Regions from separate parts of the Homo sapiens genome. Here region 2 is linked to region 1. A link is a contact called in ENCODE Hi-C or POLR2A ChIA-PET data. All regions are on one chromosome and are shown on one strand. Each heading gives the region's core, a stretch centred on a gene start or an enhancer-like site at or near the end of the contact. The rest is flanking DNA. Distances are from core to core; before and after follow the strand shown. Region 1 overlaps CRIM1 (cysteine rich transmembrane BMP regulator 1). Region 2 overlaps FEZ2 (fasciculation and elongation protein zeta 2).

Region 1 (2,700 bases), core at 56-2,555:
TTACATTATGCAAAAATTTATTAATGTGGTACCTCGATTGATCATTATATTAACTCTAAGGATTACATTAGAGGCTTTATTTTTCTGGTTACTTGCAAATACAGGTTGCATCTTCTTTGAAGTTAAAAAGCCCTTAGCCCACATATTGTATGATTCCATTTATATGAACTATCCAGAATTGGCAAGTCCATAGAGACAGAACATAAATTAGTGGTTGCTAAGGGCCGGAGATCAGGGGAAAGGGAGTGACTGCTAGTGAGTACAGGATTTCTTTTTGAGATGATGAAAATGTTCTGAAATTAGGTACTAGTGATGGTTATACAACCTTGTGAGTATAAAACCACTGAATTGTGTACTTTAAAAGGGTGAATACTTATCGTAAGTGAATTATATCTCAATAAAGCTGTTTTGTTTCATTTTTTAAAACCTTAGCACTTCTGCTCAAGGTCATGCAAATAGCTCTGCCTGGGGTGGCCTTTATGAATTCACAGTAGAGAAATCTCAGTGCTCTCCTCACTTTCTTTTGTGTTTTTGTTTTGTTGTGTTACTGTTATTCCTGTCTTGTTCCTCTGCAGTTCACTTCCACTTAAGAAACATTTATATGACTAGACATGATAGGTACTAGAAGAGCTTATGTTAAGGTGAGTCCTCAAGTTACCACAAAATAGAGAAAGAGGGTGCTGTAAGAAAAGTGTGGTGTTTGGGGGTTCAGAGAAGAAGCTGTTATCCGAGGTTGGCCTAGAAAGACAACTGGGCATAAGGGCTGGATGAGGAATGTGCAGAGGCCATTAGGGCAGGCAGTGCAGAGACAGCAAAGTGCGGACTTATTTGGAGAAAAGAGCATGACCGTAGCAATGGAAAATGAAGGGAAATACTGGGAAACAGAATTGAGAAAGGGTTATATGGACTTCAGAGTGTTGAATGCTAGGCTGAGAAAGTGATACATAAAATGAGGAGTAATGGAAGATAAATTTTGACTGCAGAAGTTTGGGAACTGAGCCTTAGGATGGGTGTAGCATGGTTTGGGAGAGACAGAGACGTGGGCAGGGGGAGATTGGACTAGAACTGGAAATTGGGGAGAGGGCTTCAGAAATGAGGGGTAAGTGTTGAAATCAGCTCACTGCAGCTTTTCTCATGAAATGCTGTTTGCTCTGCCCCTTTTGTGTTCTCCTTTCCTTTGCTTGCTCCTTATCCAGAGATGGGGATAAAGGGAGGGAAAGATTAGGGAGGACAAAAAGAATTAAAATGAAGAGAAAGAATGTGGTGAGGACGGTACAGGTTGCATGCGTCAGTTCTTCTGTAGTTCAGCATTTCCTGTTCATGACTCAGTAGAGGAAAATCTAGTCTCTTCTAGTGGAAAACACAGAGAACAGGAAACCCTATTTAAAATCAGGTCACTTGACTAAGCTGTGTAACTCCTGTTCCCATCGGTGAAAGGGAAGAATACCTCCTGCAGTGTGTGTTAACCAGAGAATCTAGAATAATCTTACTGAAGAATTTTTTAAAACTACATGGGACTCATATCATTTGTAGATATAACAGACTTCCTGGGCAAATATGGGTCATGATGGGGTCCCCTTTTGTTACCTGACAGAGTGAATGTAAACATACCTGTTAAAAGATAACTCATGTGAGTTGTATTATGTTGAAAATAAGGAATTGCTATTTGACCATTTCGAACTGCAAAACTGGCAGTTTCAGTAAGGTTTTAACCTAATAGATAGCTACCCAATAGATATCTGACCTAAGCCCAGATTTTTACCTTTTGTGGTTCTTTCATCAGCTCTTTCTTGATTAAGATGCTAATTTCACGTTCAGGGGAAGCTGTGAAAAGTCAAAAGATGGCAACAGGTAGATCAGAAGGCTTTGCAGGGAAGGAAACAAGGAGACAGGAGCTGGGGTCACACCAGCTAGCAAAACCAGGATCTTTATTATGCAGTCAGTTTAGTTGTAAAGATTCAGCATAAAACATTTTCCTTTCCTAGGTGGGTTAATAGGTGGTTGGGTGCAACTTCAGCTCTTCTGTAGCCTGCTGGAGACAACTTGTAAGGGACTTTAAAAAAAAAATAGGAATATTTAAATGTTAGGAAGACGTAATGCATATAATGTTTACTCTTTGGGTGACAGGTACACTAAAAGCTCACACTTCACCTCTATGCAATATATGTCTATAAGAAACTTGCACTTGTACTCCCTAAATGTATTTTTTAAATTGTAAATTTTTTAAACAAATGTTGGGAAAATAGGTCAAACATAAAAGGGGAAAAAAGACTTCATGGCAGACTTAGTCATGGTGTTCAGTGTGGTGTGACTCCTAACAGCATAGCAGAGAACCCAGCACGTAAGTGCACGTGTTCAGTAAAGGTTGTTCAAGTGTTGAAGGACAACATCTGAAGAGGTATTTTTTGGTTGACTGTACACTCTCAGGTGTTTAGAGTAGAATGATTCCCTGGAGCACGTGTGTAGGCAAGAATGTGGAATCATAGAAGATTTGTAAGAGAAGGTTAATCAGCTATTCTTGCGGGATGCTTTCATTGTAATCACATCTACACATTGGGGCCAGGGTGTGGCCTGTCAGTATTCTAGCCCCATTTATCTATAAACTCCAGAGAGTTTTAAGTTGTACAGAGTGCCAAGTACAATAAATGTAAACAATATAATGTTACTGTTATATCACAGCAGTATGATTATGTGCTTACC
Region 2 (2,700 bases), core at 98-2,597, 100 kb after region 1:
TAAGATACACTCTATACATATTTTTGACCTAGAACTCTAGTCTCAAACATACCGACATCTGGCCTTCTTCCCCCAAAAATGACATCTTGCGACTTAGACTTTTAGAATTAGAGTCACATATTTTAGTTTAGTTATTTTCACAAGCAGATTTTCTACACATGCAATACATTATGTTAAAATGTTAATATTTGTTTAAAACTAAGAGTGAAAAATGGAGCTATAAAACACGTCTTAAGAATGCATTTAATCTATTGTCGAATTTGAAAAATGCTTTTTCCTCAAAGGGAAATTCTGTTCATTATCAAGACTATAAATATAATGAACTTTTATAATAAACTTTTATTTCTCTCGTTAAGCAATGGTCTTAGTAAATTAGTAAACTACCAGCTTTCAGGATCTTCACTTACACAGAAAATGAAAAAGCAGAGAATGAGGAAAATAAGGATAACCGAGCACCTGTTTCTCTCCACCTGAATTTCCAAAGGTGTGGCGGAGGCCATTCTGAATGACATTTGAGATCCCTTCCATGCTGAAGCGCTAAAGGCGGCAATATACGGCCCAGAAGAAAAGGACAGAGAAAGAAGTTCAAAGTCTATTAGTAAGAATGTACCATGATGACTTATGTGCCCAAGAGGCAAGCAGTTAGAAAATGCCACTACTCATCCAGATAAAGCACATAAACCCATGCTCTTTTTAAAATGCTGTTGCTTCCATTTCTTTGCAAGTTAAATGCAAAAGCAACTGTTTTTATGCTACTATATTCATGCAGGCATTTTTCTGATGTAGCTAATTGTTCCAATGTAAATGTTGTAAGTTGTACACATATTTGTTCTATACAAAATTTACTGTGTAATTTTTAAGATACTTTTTGATATTATTTACCTACATTTTATCAGAAGTCTGAAAACTTAAGATGAACAGTATGCGTATTTTCAGCCTAAGTTTGTATAATTCTACCATCAGTTTGGAGAACATTAACATAACATTTAGCAAATGAAAATGCTGTTACTTGGAGAGCTGATTATTGCTTCCCACTCACTCTTCGGGCCACCTGCCACTGCCTTGGTGCAGAAATGCGAACTAGAAGATGGCATACGCTTCCTGGAGAGCAGAGTGGATCCCATGTGCCAGCCAGGCCCCCAAAAACTTCTCCAAAGACTTTTCCACTCCGTTTCTAGGAAACAATTCTACTTTCTTTCTCCCAGCAACCTCCAAGACTTCCTAGAATTCTTTGTACTGAAAAGGGAGTATTTTTTTCCTAAACAACTTATCTTGATTTGTAACCAGTCTACAATGTCATCAAGCATAGTAAAAAGCGTCTGGTGGCACCTCTATGGCGGCTGAGTCAAAGGAGTGAGATGGATTCTTACAGCATGACTAATTAAGGGGAAAGGCTTCGTGAAAAGGAAGTGAAGGCCTGACTCACTTGATGGTTCCTTCCCCTGGAATTTTATAGAGGAAATTTAAATCAGTAAACACATTTGAGGAGTCAACATAAAGAATATTTTACCAGGCCCCAAGGGGCAGAAGAAAGGAAACCAAGGGAATGGTCATCAAGAAATACATATAGTTTCATCCAGTGGTTCTCAAAGTGTAGTCCAGGGACCCCCTCCCACCCAACTCCTGCCAAGAGGTCCCTGAAATCCTCTCAGGAGTTCAGGAGTTCAAAAATGTTTTCTTAATACTACTAAAATATAAGTTGTCTTTTTTACTCTCATTCTCTCATGACTTACAGTGAAATATTCCAAATGACAGACTGAATGCAGAAGCACATTTGTGAATCTAGCTGTCTTTAATCAAGCCAGATGTTAATGAGATTGACAAAAATGCACAGCAATGATATTTTTTCATGATTTTGTAAAATATTATTTTTCATAAATATATGCTCTTTATAATGAATTTATTTTTGGTATTTTTCATGAATTTATATTTTTAATTTTATCACTTTTAATTTGTAACATGGCTAATATTAAGTTTCTTGGGGTCCTTGATAAATTTTAAGAGCGTAAAGAAGTCTTGATAACAAAAAGCTAAGAAATGCCAACAGGCTGAATCACTGAGGGAGCTATGTGCTTCTGTATCAGTCATGTAACTCTATGGAGTTACTGAAAATCTGAGTTCCAAATTTTACTACCTTACAGGAGACTGTACAAATATGCCTCTCCTCCTAAACCATCCAACTTCCCTACCTAGCCTTTCCCAGATTTGCAAGCCAGTTTTGCTTCAGCAAGAATCAAATGTCTAGTCAAGATACTTTGCTGACTACTCTTCACTTCACTGAAAGCATAACTATTAGCTTTGATGGAGGAGGCTAGTTATAAAACAAAAACCTACAGAAAACTATTTCTGTAAATTTTTCCAATGCTATCATAATTCATTCATATTTTTTAAGCAGATTATCAAATGAGATAACATCTTAGGCTTCAGAGTATATAATAACAATTATGAGAAACTATTCTCAAATAACCAAGTCAGTTTATTTTTTAAATTATTTTCATAAAATATATTTTCTTTCAAATGTGACAAAGAGAAGAGTACTTGTTTTTAAGTACTTAGTCTATATTACCTGGCTCCATTATCTATGAGCATGTTTAAGCTAGATACAAATTCATAAAATCTAAAGCTAGATAAAAAGTTTCAGAATCCACCTATCAGGAAACTAAGACACACTTTCTATTTGGAAAGCACATTCCAAAAACA

What was found. A loop is a pair of places that touch in the nucleus more often than their neighbours do. ChIA-PET counts read pairs that join two places held with the same protein, here RNA polymerase II (POLR2A).
Region 2: a map of PC-9 shows a loop between it and region 1 (21-fold over the local background). The contact joins two enhancer-like sites. A Hi-C loop is called at or near these places in 1 of 168 maps with a recorded cell type or tissue (PC-9). POLR2A ChIA-PET finds 5 or more read pairs at or near these places in 2 of 52 experiments (Caco-2 and PC-3).

What each region holds. Positions count from the first base shown.
Region 1 is chr2:36,460,151-36,462,850 of GRCh38, forward strand. All of the region lies in intron 4 of CRIM1 (cysteine rich transmembrane BMP regulator 1), which reads left to right. Among named protein-coding and RNA genes, the nearest start is that of CRIM1, 110 kb to the left of the region's middle. RefSeq lists silencers at 616-910, 1,036-1,330. Within about 2 kb of position 1,306, at least 10 of the 41 ENCODE cell types and tissues checked have a DNase peak (open chromatin) inside an H3K27ac peak, as active enhancers do; they include PC-3 and PC-9, where a contact is called at or near this core.
Region 2 is chr2:36,560,329-36,563,028 of GRCh38, forward strand. The region is part of intron 5 of FEZ2 (fasciculation and elongation protein zeta 2); the gene reads right to left. Among named protein-coding and RNA genes, the nearest start is that of FEZ2, 36 kb to the right of the region's middle. RefSeq lists an enhancer at 750-1,949. Within about 2 kb of position 1,348, at least 14 of the 41 ENCODE cell types and tissues checked have a DNase peak (open chromatin) inside an H3K27ac peak, as active enhancers do; they include PC-3 and PC-9, where a contact is called at or near this core.